2 separate regions of the Homo sapiens genome follow, and region 1 is linked to region 2. Evidence: chromatin loops called from intact Hi-C (ENCODE). Cell type or tissue: heart left ventricle. All regions are shown on one strand. Each heading gives the region's core, and the rest is flanking DNA. Links, peaks and the distances in the headings are about the cores only.

Region 1 (8,336 bases), core at 296-8,295, 110 kb after region 2:
GTTCCATGAGTGGCAACTGGCTTCTCTCTCTAAGAGCTCTTTGTCTGGCCTGACACGGAATAAAAGTACCTAGCATCACCAATTCTCCCACCTCTCTTCCTCCCTCTCTTCCTCTCTACTTTCTTCCTTCTCACCTTCCCTCCCTCTCTCCCTCACCCACTGTTCCTTTCTTCCTCCTTACTTTTTGAAAAAAATGTGCTTTCCGCCCCCACCCCCATGGCCATATTTACATTCCTCTGTTATTAAATGTTAGGGAATTTTTACATTGCAGAAATTTACCTTAAACCCCTCCTCTTTCCTGATTCCAGGCCATCCCCACCAAAATGTCTAGCTCTGAAATTACACGCTATATATTATCTTGTGTCAGATGATAGTTTACACATATAATTCTATCATATTTGTTTAAATATAAATTAATGGTATATCTTCTTTTGCAATCTCATTGGTTTTGACTATTTGATGTTCAGGGAATTATCTGTCTGGCAGAACTGAAATTAGTGTGGTTGATGTGTTGCAGCCCAGGAAGTTACTACTCAAATGCTCCCTGTGGTAGAGACAGTAGGTGCTCACCCAATAGCTATGTGCTCCTACATCTCCCAGCTCCTGGGGCCATATGGCTAGTTGTGGCCAACGCACTGTGAGTGACATGTGTTCCTTTCAGATTGAAGCAGTTAAGAACTGTTGTGCCTCCTTCAAGCCTTTCTTCTCTTGCCCCAGCAACTTTGAAGAGTGTAGCTACAAGGAGGCTGCTCTTCCCACAGTGGACTTTATGTGGGCAGGAAGTAAACTTTTGTTGTGTCAAGCCATTGAGATGTTTAGGTTTGTTTGTTGCAGCAGCAGACATTAACTACTCTGACTAATAGAGTTCCTGAACTCTAGTCTCTGCAACACAGTAGGCATGCAAGAGATATTTGTTAAATACATGATTGGATGAACAAATGAATCTGTTCCAGGCAGGAGGAGGACCAGGTCCTTTTCTATATATGGAGCCATAATAACAAAAAATTTATAGTACAAAAATGATTTACTGTCCTTTTTGGGGAAGACCTTAACCTGTTTTTAGTTCAATGGCTTGCATAAACACTTAAAATGAACTATTCGTACTATTTAATTCAACTTAGTTTATCAATCCTTTGCTAAATACTCACTCTACCAGGCGCTTTTCTGGGAAATGGGGAAATAATTCTTATCCAGCTGAAGGGAAACACCACATAGAAGCTGAATGACACAAATGTACAAATAACCAAGTTAGTAAGCTAAAGTTCAGACTCAAACAGAACTCCCTTAGCAAAACTGTCCTGATTTCCTCCCCTCCTGACTCTTCCTACTGAATAACCACTTTCTTCCTGGGCTCCAAACACTTGTGTCAAAGCCCCATGACATGTGTTGCCTTTGCTTTGATATTCACACACATGCCTGTCCCCTCTGCTGGAATTTACGGTGCCGACAAGGCCAGTTTTGTGTTGTGTACTCTTTGTAGGTATGCAATAAATGCTTCTCAGATTTGAGAGCAGTGTCACGCGGGGTGAATATGCTCAATGCTATGAGAATGCTCTGGGTTTGGTACAGAGACTTGTGGAATCTTTATTCAATTTGGGGGCTTGAGGAGGTTTGGAGGAAGATTTGTGAGAGGACAGTTGGGGTGGTGGAGGGGGGAATTCAGGGGAGCAGGAGCAATGGATGTCCAGGACCAAGTCCAAGGTATACTGAAAGGACAGAAGAAACAGGATGGGGGAGTAAGAGACTGCCAAGGAAGGTAGGTGAGGGGTTAGGAAGGCTTGGTGTCAGGCTGTTATGTGTGCACCTAGTTAAGCTGGGAATGGGGAACCGTGGAAGTTGTTTGGGTTTTGAAATGTCTAAGGAGATGAGAACTGAGAACTAGGAGTTGGTGACTGAAATACTCCCCTTCATCCTCTGCTATGGTCAAAAAAGCAAACATTCTATAGAGATGAAGGATAGAAACCAGACTGAGAAAGGTTAAGGGTGAGAGGTAGTGGAAAAACTTAGTCTTTTAATTTGGTTTGTCAGTGACCCAGGAGAGAGACAGAACTTGACAATGATCAGGATCAACAGATTTCCCCAGGAAGGAGGCCATATGCATAAGTGAGGAGAAGAGATGAAAGAGGCAAGGAGGAGAGGGGCTGACCAACAGGGCATGATCCCAGACAGGTGGCATGAGGCCTTCAGAGCCCTGCTGGGGAGGTTGACCTTAGCAGGAGAGGTTGACCTTAGCAGGAAAGCAGGGAAGATAATCTTGTTCCATCAAGGGGGAGAGGTGGAGCTATTCTGAGAGGGTGTCATGGAGATAAGATCCGTTGACAGAATAGGAGTGACAAGTCACAGTGGACGCAATGGGGTTTGCCCATTTAGGAGAGTGGGAATATTCAGGAGCCCCATGTATGGAGACTGTGATACACAGTGAGCAAGAGATTGATAATATGTAGTGGGGCCCTGGGGAGAGGTTATTGAACATGAAGTCATAAGACATCATGCCTTAATTTTGAATATGAGGACAATATTTTTTCTTTATATGATAGTTAAAATTAGACATAACTAGCAACTCAACACTCTGTGTGGCATTTCCTGCATCTCACCTCTCCCCTCCCACTACAGCATAATCCCTCCTCAGTCTGGTTCTCTTTCTTTTGGCCAGGTTCTACCTCCCTTGCTTCCCTAAGCAGGTCTTTCCCCGGAGTCAGTCATCCTGTTGGTCCTGCAATAAGTGGCTTCCAAAAAATGGAATAAATAATCAAATTCTTCTACTCTGACACCCATCTTCTATTTCTTTCTGAAAATGAACTTGGATTAGTTGAATTGCTTTTCACAATTCAATTCAGTTTCAAGGGCTCTACAGCCTCTTCACAATTTCTTGCAAATTTATTTCCATCTACTTGTTTATAAAAGGTATTTGTTTCAGAGACATTGTTCTCCTTTCTCCATCACACTCACATCTTGGCCACCCCTTAGAGCCACTAATTAGCTAGAGCTATTATTTTCTTGTTTGCATTTTAAAAATACAAATAGAGCTCCCATATTATTCAGAATGCAAAGTTGCTATGATGCATATTTGAAGTAATTATCTATATTAAAAGCAGGGGTTTAATTTATTTCATCTTTAGGGGTGAAAGGATGTCACATTTATAATTATATTTATATTCTGACATAATATAATTATAATTCTGTAATTATATTTTGATATACATTGATTTTTAGGACAGTATACAAGATATTCTTAATACAAATGCAGCAAAAGGATATTTATAATTTAATGGCAATATTCTTTTTGGCACCCACAGAGACTCCAACTTTGAAAAATTTAATTGAAATGGAAAGAAAATTAAATTAGCTCTCAATAAACTTTTCCAGATATAACAAAATACTCAGCATCCTGCTTCCCTGCTCCCATGTATGTGCAGGCAGGAGCAAGCCACATGCAAGTAATGCACACAATTTATTTTCTCCTTGAGAAACACGAGTTTATTCCAGGTATCATGAACATACCCTTACAATAGACCCATTCTTCTTGAGGCCTGCCTCCTCACTAGCGATTCCTTCGCCTTGAGTATTAACCCTCCCATTTTCTCCTGCATGACTGTTGCCCTATTAGACACGAGCCAGCTTCTCCTTTTATTCACACCTTTCATTCTGAGCCAGAGCTGCCAGGGTCCTCACCCAGAGGTGGGAGTGGGGCTTAACGCAAACGCCCCCTTCCCTGCTCACCTGGTTCACCTGGCTCTACCCCGGGGTGCACGGTGCCTACCTGGAAGTCCCAGGATGGTGAAATAGGGCCTGCATTCGGTGAAGCCTGAACTCTGCCTCACGCAGCTCCTCCAGAGCCCTTCGTACTGGAACACGGAGGTGACGGGGTTGTCGTACAGGTCCTGGGTGCTCCACATGTCCATCCCGGTGGCCGCGATGCAGCCGGCCAGCCCCAGGATGGACAGGAGGAACGCCACCACTTGGCATGTGGTGGTGGACATGATCCTGGCCGCCCGCCCTGCCGCCTGCGAGAAGCTGCCGCCCTCCTGCTGCCGAAGGTGTGAAGCTAACGCGCTCCTGAGGGGAGCTCTTCTAATCAGATGGTTTCCCTAGGCTCTCAGTATTTGCTCACAGTGTTTTCCTTAGATAGCTCAGTTTCGCTCCTGGTTCAAGGGCATTATTTTTACATTTGTTAGAGAAGCGGGCCCAAGAGGCACTTGTCTGCTCTCCGCAGGCCGGGTGGGTTCAGCGCAGAGCCGTGCCAGGGAGCAGAAGGACTCCCTGCTCCGGGCCAGACCGGCCTCCCTCCAGCTCCGGCTCCTCCGGAGAGCGCCGCCATCTGGAGAAAAGGCTGACGTGTCCCCACCACGGGGAACGTGACTGCAGACCACTTTGGCTGACCTCGCTTAAGATGGCCCCTGGGAAGCACCCACCGTGCTCTGTCTTAAACCAGACTTTTCACATTTTCTCCTCACAACTCATGAACGACTTTTTTCACTTACATCTTTCCATTTTGATCTTACAGAAATGGGTAGGGCAGGCACTATTATCCCCATTTTTTGGGGGTGAGTCAAGAAAAGTACAGATAAGTTAAGGGACTTGTCCCAGTGCCTGGAACCACAGATACTCTAAAAACGGCAGGGGTGGGGCTCCCACCTCAGCTTCCAGTCCAGCGCTCTTTCTCTGTTTCCATATGGAGCAGCAGGGGCAGGCAAAATTGTCCCCACTTTTGAGAACACGAAGCCAAATCCTAGATCTATGCTCTTGGTCCATAAGCATTGGAACTGGGATGAGAGGAAGCCAGGGACCCCGTTGATTTCCATGTCATGCTTTCACTCGTGCCACAAGAACCACATGAGGACTCTGTGGCTGACACAGGAGGTCCCACAAAGGCCAGAGGAGGGACCAGGGTTAGCTGGGCTGAAGTCCTTGGCCTGGTCACGGAGAGGCTTAGGATCTGCTCCTGATGCTGCCCCTAACTTGTCGTGTGCTGGGCAGGTTGGGGGCAAACTCCTAAGCCCTTGTAGGTCACAGGTTCTTCATCCACAACATGTGAGATCTAAACTAGAACACTCCAGAGCCTTTTCAGATCTCATACACTATCTTCTACATTTTGCAGAAAAGTTTTCACTAGAATTGGTCAAAATATTAGGAATTGTATAATCACAGTAGAGAGACTTGGCTGAAGACATCAGGTGTTATGTTTTGTCTATACAACTAAATTTTGCTAGAGAATTGGTTGACGGATATGGGGGCCAGGTATGTCTGGCCTCTGAATCCAGAGACTTTTTAAAAATTTTTTGAGATGGAGTCTTGCTCTGTTGCCCAGACTGGAGTGCAGTGTTGTCATCGGGGTCACTGCAAATTCTGCCTCCTGGGTTCAAGCAATTCTCATGCCTCAGCCTCCAGAGTATTTGGAACTATACATGCATACCACCACACCCGGCTAATTTTTATGTTTTTAGTAGAGACAGGGTTTCACCATGTTGCTTACGCTGGGCTCGAATTCCTGAGCTCAAGTGATCTGCTTATCTTGGCTTCCCAAAGTGCTGGGATTACAGGCGTGACTCACTGTGCCTGGCTTCCAGATATATTTTGTTTTTATTTATTTATTTATTTATTTTGAGAGGGAGTCTCACTCTGTCGCCCAGGCTGGAGTGCAGTGGCGCAATCTTGGCTCACTGCAACCTCCACCTCCTGGGTTCAAGCGATTCTCCTGCCTCAGCCTCCTGACTAGCTGAGATTACAGGCGCCTGCCACCACACCCAGCTAATTTTTGTATTTTAGTAGAGATGGGGTTTCACCATGTTGGTCAGGCTGGCCTCGAACTCCTGACCTCAAATGATCTGCCTGCCTCGGCCTCCCAAAGTGCCAGGATTGCAGGCGTGAGCCACTGTGCCCAGCCCTCCGGAGACATTTTAATGACACTCTCCAAAATCTGGACCTCAAGGCCCTGAAACATACACACACACCCACACACACCCCCACACACCCCCACACTCCCCCCCCACATACATACTCCAATCTTTAACCTTTATAGGTCTTTACAGGTTCTCCAGGAAACGAGCCTCTGTGTCTGGACATTTTGTTATCTTGGGTGCACCCAGCCTCTGCTCCCACTGCATTATTCCCAGCAAACACAGAAAGCAAATAGGGAAGAACTACCTCTAATTTGAATGGAGGCAACACTCCCCTTCACTGCACACCTTACTTTAGGTTCTGTGATCAGTGTTTCTAGTGAAGCATGAGCCAGAAAGCCTAAAATAAGAGGGTAAGCAACAGTTACATGATCTACAGTGAAGGAATGTTGATGGCAGTGTGTCCCTTGAGTTGTTACAAGGCCAATTCTAAAAGGAGGGAAGGGAACAGTTAGAAGTGACACTGGTTTCTGCTGGTGGGCATAGATTGACCAATTAGGTTGAAAACTGTTGTTGGAATAATTCAGGAATGATTCTACCACTGTTTCCATAGACAGAGTCTATCTTACTTTTATTTCAACCAACAGGCAGGCTTTTTAATCCTCATTTTAAAAATTTATTTCATTTAAAAAATTTATTTTACTTTAAGTTCTAGGATACATGTGCAGAACGTGCAGGTTTGTTACATAGGTATACATGTGCCATGGTGGTTTGCTGCACCTATTGACCCATCATCTAGGTTCCCTCCCCTCACCCCCCCGACCCCCGACAGGCCCCAGTATATGTTGTTCCCCTCCCTGTGTCCATGTGTTCTCATTGTTCAGCTCCCACTTATGAGTGAGAACATGTGGTGTATAGTTTTCTGTTTCTGTGTTAGTTTGCTGAGGATGATGGCTTCTAGCTTCATCCATGTTCCTGCAAAGGATATGATCTCATTCCTTTTTATGGCTGCATAGTATTCTATGGTGTATATGTACCACATTTTATCCAGTCTATCATTGATGGGCATTTGGGTTGGTTCCACATCTCTGCTATTATAAATCGTGCTGCAATAAACATATGTGTGCATGTGCTTTTATAGTAGAATGGTTTATATTCCTTTGGGTATATACCCAGTAATGGGATTGCTAGGTCAAATTGTATCCTTTTATTCTTAAAAAGCTCTATTGGTTTGATTTTCAGATGTTCAATTTATGACATTTGTCTAACCTTCCCCCGACAATACATATACATGTGTTAGAATACCACCAAAAACATAGATTGAAGATGGAAAAATAAAAAAATTGTTGATTAAAGTTATCTATTTTTCATCTATGGCAATTCCCCCCCCAGTTTCCCTATGCAAATGTTTTCATGCAGAGTTTCAAAATAGGGAAAAATGTTATTCAGATAATAAGGAATTAAATTTTCTTTCTTGGCTGAAATGGTGACAGTGACACTTTTTTGAAAATAGAAAAAGTTAATTTTAAAGGATAAACTAAGACTATCTCTACCTAGGCAGAATACTGAATGAGAGGAGTGAAATTGTAAATCTACACACTTCTTCTGTGTGAAATAAATACTGATGTGTTTTAAAACACCTGGAAGATAGGATTTTTCACTTCCTGGTAAGTTTTCTGGGCTCTGAGCAGACTACTATTTTAGCCGTATCTGCCAAAAAATGAATGGGGGTCTGCAGAGGAAAATATGACTTTCTCATTTATGGCAATAGGCTTTATTGAAACATATCAATGTATCTCTACCAGATAAGTCCAGGTCTGATTCTGTTTAACAATAATGGGGTTGGTAAACTTTGTTTAATCACCTTTAAAATGGAGCTGAATTTTTGCTGACTTCCTAGGGGAAATCATCCCTGCATTCAGGTTTAAATACGGCCCTGGCAGTGTCATTTCAGGTTGTAAGTTTCCAAGAGCTTATATTATTTTACTGCCATTGGAGAAAACATTTCCACCACTTTTTATAACACTGTCTATGGTAATTAGGCAAAAATGGTGGCATAAATAACAATAGAAAATATTATAGCTAGGAATTAGGAAGAAATAAAATGAATATACTAGTGAGAAAAATAATTGACACATCTATTAATTTTTTCTTCAAAAATATTACCACATATATCCCTAATTTTTAATTTCACCTTTTGGTGTTCATAATAGAAAATTTGGAGAGAATTTGAACAAATTGCTCACAATTTTAAGCCCTAGACAAAATATTTGGCATACTTCCTTCTTATCAATTATCTGTATGTATTTTTTTACATAATTAAAGGATAATATAGTTTGATGTTTTGCTCTTTTCACTTAATTGTATTAGTTTCACCAAAGCTCTTGTAAACATCATTTAATATGAGTGTGTTAGTATTTCATTATATAGAAGTGCTATTATTCACTTATTTTTATATAGTTAGATTGTACCTTCCCCCATTTTTTTGAATAAAAGGCA
Region 2 (8,336 bases), core at 324-8,323:
ATTAGCTGGGTGTGGTGATGCATGCCTGTAGTCCAAGCTAGCTGGGAGACTGAGTTAGGAGGATCACCTGAACATGGGAGGTTGAGGGTACAGTGAGCCAAGATCGTGCCACTGCACTCAGTCTGGGTGACAAAGCCAGATAAAAAAAAAAAAATCACTGCTTTGACAATCTTGTTAAAAAATATTTACAAGTCAAGTCTCATGTCCCAGCTTTATTTATTCACAGCTACTTGCTTTGGACTTGTAGATGTCTGATACCATCGTCAGGCTCTGAGGCCTGCTGCCATACCCCATGGCTGTCTTTTGGGTTGTGTCCTAGGAACCACTGCTGGTTTTCAGCTCTCCTGACTGTCTCCACAGATGAGGATTTCTAGGGCTAGCTGTCTTAGAGACAAGCAGGGACACATACATTGTCTCTCCCTTCTATTTTTGGAGAATGCATGACAAATGGTTCTTCAACTATTCCTGACCAACAGGGTTTTGAGGGGTTTGATTAGAAATATTTTCGATATTTCAAAAATATGTGAATTGGCCACGCACATTGGCTCACGCCTATAACGCCAGCACTTTGGGAGGCCATGGTGGGAGAACTGCTTGAGCCCAGGAGTTAGAGATCAGACTGGGCAACACAGCAAGACCCTGTCCCTACAAAAAACAAATAGCCAGGCAAGGTGGCTCACCTGTAGTCCTAGCTACTTGGGAGGCTAAGGAAGGAGGATCACTTGAGCCCATGGGTTCTAGGTTATGGTGAACTATGATCACACCACTGTGCTCCAACCTGGGCAAGACAGTGAGACCATATCTTAAATAAATAAATAAGTAAATAAATGTACACACACACACACACACGCACACACACATACACAAATTCATTTTGACATTAATGATAATTTGATGTTTATAGGGAGCTTTACCTGGCAGTAAATTATGTTTTTGATTAATAAAAAATGTAGCAAATAAAATAATAATGTATTACTTAATGAATCCAGTTTGCTTAGTGAAAAGGAACATTTCAAAACATGGTGGTGGTGATGATGGCAAGAGTAGTAAGTGGTAAGAAATGTGAGGTTCCTGGGACCCCAGATAACCCTGGATTCCTTCTGGCCTTTTGTGAATCTATGCCATGAATTTATATCAGGCTACATTTTGCAAATAGGCTCATGCTGGTGTTTTTCCCTGTATTAATTTTTTTTCAAATCCTACTCATTCTTAGAATTTCAAATAGGATTGTGTGGGGCAAAAAGTGAAAGTGCGTGTTGGGTACTACTGTCATGTTTGTAGGTACCTCTCGCTCTTTCTCTGCATATATATTCACGCTTATTGGTAAGAAGTCTCTTCCAAGTACCCTGCACTGCCACCTTGTCTGCCCTTGCTTTTTCCCCAGGACTCCCACCCACAATTCAACAGGACTGTCTCTTTCCTTCTCTAGGGTAAGAGCCAGCATCAGTGCTGATTGGTTGGTATCTGTGCCAGACTCGTTAAATATTTTGAATACCATTCCTGAGTTTCTCATATAAATAGTTAAAAAAAATACAAATGGAATCATAAGATACATGTTATGGCCATCCGTGGTGGCCTATGCCTGTAATCCCAGCACTTTGCGAGGCTGAGGGGGGCAGATCACTTGAGGTCAGGAGTTCGAGACCACCAGCCTGGCCAACACGATGAAACCCCGTCTCTACTAAAAATACAAACATTAGCCAGGCGTGGTGGCGCGTACCTGTAATCCCAGCTACTTGGGAGGCTGAGGCAGGAGAATTGCTTGAACCCGGGAGGTGGAGGTTGCAGTAAGCTGAGACTGTACCACTGCACTCCAGCCTGGACAACAAGAGCCAAATTCTGTCTTTAAAAAAAAAAAAAGATACATGTTATTTGTATGTTGTTTTTCACTTTAAAAATGTGTATGTCGTAGGTACCTTTTTTCATTAGCACATCAAGATATAATATACTTTTTTCTTTATAATGGTTGCATAGTGTTTCATTGTAGGATACATGATAATCTACTCAATCATTATTTGATTGGTGGATATTTACATTATTCTAATTTTAATAGTACATGTAATACTATAGCAAAAAATCCTGATTACTGCATTTTTGAGGACTTTAAATTTTGATAATTATTTTTCAAGAAGGCTGTTTGAAACTGCCCATTTTCCCACTTTTCACCAGTTTAAAACATCTATTTAATTTTGGTCAGTATAATAATTTAAAACATGTAATTTTTATGTTCATTTTGGTAAGGTTGTTTACATGTTTAACTGGCAATTTTTTTTATTATATGAATCATCTCATCTTTTGTCCACTCTTCTTTTGAGTTGTTCTATTTCTTGTTGATTTGTAAGCACTCTTTATAAATTAATGTCATGAATACTGTATCATTACACTGCATTTTTTTTAGTTCTTTGTTTTTTAACCTCATTTAGGATGTTTTCACCATATATGTTTCAAAATTTTTATGTAATCCAACCTGTCTTTTTTTTTGTTTTTTGGGTTTCATGCCATGCTTCCCTACCCTTCTGTCACTCTGCTCCCCTTCAAGAAATAAAGGCAGAGCTCTCTCACCCAAGGGAATTGTCAGGACCCTGAATCTCAGATGTATCTTCTAAACTAAGTTACAAGGTTAGTGCACTCTCCTTGGTGGTATTGGGGCAGGGATTCTTAATTTAGGGGGCTGTGAAGAGATTTTGGGGGTCTGGGAACTTACTCTTTATTTTTACTAGCTGTTAATCAAAATGTATCATTCCTTCCAATTATGAATGTATGCCACAAACCACAGTAGTATTAGTAGAACCTGTGACTTTGTCATTAAATATTAGTTTTTTCCTATCACATTAAAGTTATTACGGATATCTTGAAATAATTGTTTACACTCTTACTACTTTTAGGTCAGATGCTAGATCTTGCCATTTAATGCATTAATAAACAAAAATGCTATTATTTTACACATTTTCTTATGTTTTCATAGCTATATTTTCAATATTTTGATGTCCTCTGTAATTCTATGTTTTGCTTGGTGCATTTAAAACCATTCTTAGGCTGGGCGTGGTGGCTCACACCTGTAATCTCAGCACTTTGGGAGGCTGAGGTGGGCGGATCACAAGGTCAAGAGATCGAGACCATCCTAACCAACATGGTGAAACCCCGTCTCTACTAAAAATACAAAAATTAGCTGGGTGTGGTGGCAGGCGCCTGTAGTCCCAGCTACTTGGGAGGCTGAGGCAGGAGAATCGCTTGAACCCAGGAGGTGGAGGTTGCAGTGAGCCGAGATCATGCCACTGCACTCCAGCCTGGAGACAGAGCAAGACTCCGTCTCAAAAAATAAATAAATAAATAAAAAATAAAAATAAAAACCATTCTGAGGAAAGGGTGTGGGCTTCATCAAACTGCCAAAGAGGAATCCCTCCTCCAAAAGGCAAAAGCCCAGGCAGGAGGCAGCTGGGGCAGCTCCTTCTAGATCCCACCCGCCCATCACTGCCAGCCAATGAGGGGCCATATCACAGCCACGCCTTAGGCCAGGCTTATCCAGCTCTGCATTTTCATTTTTGCAGAAGGGATGTTTTCCTGAGAAAGGAGGTCTTTTCGGTAAGTGCTCAGACTTCCTTCAAAGTGAACTTTTCAGGGATTGGGCTAGAATGTACGATCTGCCTAAGAAAGTTTCCTCTCAGATCCTGCCAGTTCTAGACATGTCAGAGTGCAGGCCTTTCTTTTGTTGCTAGATTCTTAGATTTTTCAGAAACCAGCAAACCAGATTTTATGTAAAATCCTCCTCTGACTGTATGCCTGCCTATCTATACATCAACGCAGAAAACCCAACAATACACTTTTGACCTAAAATCACCTCAGGGCTCATTAGTGGCCGGCATCCCAGCGCAGGGAGACCTGTCCCATACACCTCAGATACACTTCCCTTCAGGAGAATGGGATCCAGAGCAGGTTTCTAAGGTGTGATGCCAGCATTTGGCAGCAGAGGGCACTCCTATTACAGGCTGTCTAGGCTGTGTCCTATTTCCTGAGGTGTAGGAGGGAGACCGTCTGTGAAAGGGGCTGAGCTGGGTCAGAGGGCGGGTGACTAGTACTGGGCTGAGGAGGGAGTGAGGGGCCATTGGGATATTGAAAATCCATCCTCCTGTCCTCCCACCCAGCAGTTATGGGCCAGCTGCTCGGGGTGACAGGAATGTCTCCTGGACTAGCCAGCTAGGGCCAGTCTCCCTTGGTCTATGCACCTGTCCCCACGGCTGATGCCAGAGCTTGTGTGTGCTACAGTAGAGGTGGGCAGCAGAAATGACAGCTTTCCAGTGCCAAGTGATCTAGTCCTCTAGAGGTTGTTGGTATCCTTGGGACTAAGAAAATAACTTGGCACATGATAGGCATGCAGTAACTCCTCCCTGTGTTGAGTGTTGAACTAAGGCCCAGTAAGGGAAGAGTGTGAGGGTTCCATGCATGAGGTCTTAGTCAGCTCAAGATTCAGGATTTGGTTTTTGGCTAAGGTAGATCTGGGTGCATGTCAAGTCTACTTTCTTACACCAGCCCTGCAAAGGAGGGCACCCTATTTACACATGGGGAAATTGAGGCTGGTGGAAATAACATGCACAAAGGTATCCTCAGAACTACTTTCTGCAAATTTCAGGGATACAGTGGGAAGAGAGCTGAGAAGCAAATGTCCTTGGCGATTTCACAGTGTCAAGTCAGGAGTGCACACCACTGACTTGTAGGCCCAGGGCAGAGCCTACATGTAATTTAGCTAATTTGATTCTAACAACTCTTCTAGGTAGAGTTTACTTTTCCCATTTTACAGAGGAGAAAAATGAAAGGTCAGAGAGGCTACGTGACTTTCCCAGGGTTATGTAGCTTGGGAATGTGGAATGTAGATGTGTCTTTGACTCCCAAGGCCTGGACTCTTCTCTTTGCTCTTGTGGGTGGCAGAAAATCCTGGGGTGAAAAAAGTGCCCTGACTAGGAGAAGACGGCAGGAACAAGATCCCCCATCCGAATACATGGTGCACAGATATCCCAACTTAGTCCTGGTCCCTGCTCCATCCACTATTTTTTTTTAATGTTTAAAAAATTGTGATAAACTGTACATAATGTAAAATTTGCCATCGTAACCATTTTCAAGTGTACAATTCAGTGGCATTAAGTACATTCACATTATTGTGCAACCATCACTACCATTTATCTCTGGAACTTTTTCATCATTCCCAAACTGAGAATCTGTACTCATGAATCAATAACTACTCATTCCCCCTCCTCCAGCCACTGGTAACCACTATTCTACTTTCTGTCTCTGTGAATGGACTATTCTAGGTACAAGTGGAATCATACAATATTTCCAGGTATAAGTGGAATAATACAATATTTGTCCTTTTGTGTCCAGCTTATTTCATTTAGCATAATGCTTTTGCCTTGATCTGAATGTTTGTGTCCCTGCAAAATGGGGTTGAAATCCTGACCCCCAAGGTGACGGTATTGGGAGGTGGGGCCTTTGGGGGGTGGTTAGGTCATGAAGGTAGAGTCCTCATAATTGGGACTAGTGCCCTTATGAAAGAAACCCCAGAGAGCTAGCCAGCCCCCTTCTACTAAGTGAGGGTGCAGTGAGAAGATGACAGCCTATCAACCAGGAAACAGGCCCTCACCAGGCACCGAATCTGCCAATGTCTTGATTTTGGACTTCCCAGCCTCCAGAACTGTAAGAAAAAAACTTCTATTGTTTATATGCTACCCACTCAATGGTATTTTGTTATAGCAGCCTGAATAGACTAAGACAGTTTTCAAGGTTCATTCATGTGTCAGAATTTCCTTCCCTTTTAAAGTTAATATTACATTGTATGGATATACCACATTTTGCTTATCCATTAATCTGTCGATAGACATTTGAATTGTTTCCACTTTTTGGCTATTGTGAATAATGCTATTATGAACATGAGTATACAAATATCTGTTTGAATCCCTGCTTTCAGTTCTTTGGGGTATATACCCAGAAATGGAATTGTTGGATCTTTTGGCAATTCTTGTTTAATTTTTTGAGGAACTACCATTCTGTATCCACAGTAATGGTACCATTTTACATTCCCACCAGCAATGCACAGGAGTTCCAGTTTCCCTGCAAGTCCTTGACAACGCTTGTTCCCATACACATTTGCTTTGGCTGCCTCAAAATGTAGAGCTTGGCAGATTGAGATTGTGGTGGGACGAAAGCCTTTGAAATGGAAAAAAGAGAAAGAGGGAGGGAGAAGAGTTGCGGAGTGGAGAGAGAGAGAGTGTGTGTGAAAAGGAGCTTTTTTCCCACTCTTCCCTGACCCTCATGGGGGCTGCAGCGACTCCTAGAACCTTCAAGCAGCGAGACAGAGGTTCCCTCCACCAGGCGCAGAGCTCTCCTTACACCTGGCCTCCTATTCCCAGCAACTTTAAGGAGATATTTTTAAGTGGCCATGGTTTTATCAAATGCCTATTAAGTTTTTGCCACAAAAGGATTTTATTTAAAATAAAAATAGGGGTAGGTATTTGACTGATGCCCCTTGTGAGTGCTCTAGAGAAGAGGAATGAATACTGACATGTCCTATCTTCCCAGATGCAGAATTGTAAAACAAACATAACTGCTTTTCACATGTGAAAGAAAACTGGCTTAGAACATACTAGCGTTTTCTTTGCCATGAAGGAGTTCACCTTCAGTGACTAAGCCAGAACTACTAGAGTTGCCGGGCCTAGGGACAGGAGACATTGCCAGTGCTTAGCCAGGCTGGCCAGGACTAACCATCTCTGCAAGGAGTCCACAAGAAGCCTCAGGGCAGCCTTTCCCTGCTCCTATCAATTTGAGTTGAGCAACAAACATTTTGACCAAATATCAGCTCTATGGCACAACTCACAGTTACGGTGCCCACAAAACGGAATCTCAGCAAAGCAACTACTACTATGGGAAGAGATCAGGGACTAATATCAGGAGAAAAAATAAGTTTTTCAGTCCTGGGTTTCCAAGTTGGCATCCCCAGGGCAAACCAGCAGGTTGGGAGGGTAGGGGGTGGTGGGTGGGGGCTGCGGAGGGAAGGTGGCTGCTGTCTGTCTGATCAGACCTGGGGCACACCCAAAGAACTCTCCTAGCTTGGGATCCGGTCAGGAAGAAACCAGGACGGTCCCTTTAGGAGGGTGGGCAGGGCTATCTGCCCGGGGGGTGCGGCCGCCCCTGCACAGCAGGCTATCGATTGTACCGGAGGCAGGGTGTGGGGAAACCGGGGCAAGTCCAGCCTCTCAGCAAGGCCAGGAAGCCATTCACTTGGATCCTGGATTTTACTAACGGATTAAACGTGGCATTCCCGCCTTCCCCCATCCGTTACAGACCTAAAAATAGCTCGTCCGAGAGGGGCCGGGAGAGGCTCCACCTCTTCTTGAGGTGGGGCGGGGCGGCTGTAGTAGGAGCTGGAGGCACCAGAGACCCCAAGCCACGAGCTGACCGACGCACCGAGGAGCTCTCTGTCCGCGGTCCCGCAGGTTGGCGGCACTGGAGTGGGCCGGGCAGGCTCTGCCTCCGCCGCAGAGAGCGCCCGGACTGCGTGGGGCTGGGGAAGCATCCCGGGAACGGCGGGCGGTGAGCATTCCGGGAACCATCTCTGGGCTGTCTGGGGCGGTGGAGCAAGTCTGGAGGCGGGACGTGGGGCGAGTATGGGAGCCGCCACCTCGAGACGTCTTCCCGCCGTCCCCGGCTCCAGGAGACCCCACGGTGAGCGGGCCGCGCGGGAAAACTATGCCAGGAATTCGTCCCGGGAGCGGGGCGGGTGGGTAGCTTGGCTGCAGTCCGAGGGATCAGCGATTCGGGAGGTTAAACATTAGCGGGGGCGAACTCCCTGCCGGGGTGCAGCGGGGCGCGGGAGGAGCCGGCTGCGTGCGTCCGCGCTGCCCAGGGCGCGCCCTTCTGGCCCGGCGCGGCCCTGCAGCCCGGCCCCCTCGGCCTGCTCCGAACTGCGGCGCCCAGGGAGGGAAGGACCCGTGCGCGGGGGACGAATGACGGGATGCCCCAAGACTCGGCTTCACTGGGAAGACGGCCTTGGGTTTTTACTTTTTGAAAAAAGAAAAGTGATTTGGGAGGGCTTGATGATCTGAGTGCCGTAGGTAAAGGAGGATTCTTTTAGTAATGAGGTGATTTAAAAGCAATCGCATTGGCATCTTTCGTTCCCCTTCTTCCTTTCCTGGGCTGGACCTCAGCAGGAGGCAGACGTGGTATTTTCATCCTGAGGTGGCTGCGCATAAAGTCCACCGAAGACCTGCTCAGTGCAGGACAGGGATCAGGAGGCAGGGCAGAGGAGGGGGTCCGAGGCTGCCTGGGCAGGGCCTAGTTCACGGAGCACT

The links. Hi-C counts contacts between places; a loop is a spot of excess contacts. Peaks named below come from ENCODE experiments on the same cell type or tissue, not always from the same donor. Only the 100,000 strongest peaks of a DNase experiment are listed, where the experiment ranks them.
Region 1: a loop joins it to region 2, with 5 times the contacts of the local background. A loop is called at or near these places in 1 of 110 quality-filtered maps.

What each region holds. Positions count from the first base shown.
Region 1 is chr3:138,005,870-138,014,205 of GRCh38, reverse strand. It overlaps CLDN18 (claudin 18), which reads right to left and starts at 4,041. Exons shown (of 5, transcript NM_016369.4): 1 at 3,761-4,041. The coding sequence starts at 3,980. In heart left ventricle, for the core only: no CTCF peak of the experiment used is centred there; DNase peaks (open chromatin) are centred at 3,935 and 4,275.
Region 2 is chr3:138,114,702-138,123,037 of GRCh38, reverse strand. DZIP1L (DAZ interacting zinc finger protein 1 like) reads left to right here and starts at 7,430. Exons shown (of 16, transcript NM_173543.3): 1 at 7,430-7,710. RefSeq lists enhancers at 7,118-7,617, 7,618-8,119 and a silencer at 7,776-7,995. In heart left ventricle, for the core only: CTCF peaks have their summits at 3,764, 3,964 (motif pointing right), 7,715 and 7,917; DNase peaks (open chromatin) are centred at 3,972, 7,477 and 7,877; H3K4me3 peaks cover 1,765 bases; H3K27ac peaks cover 1,511 bases.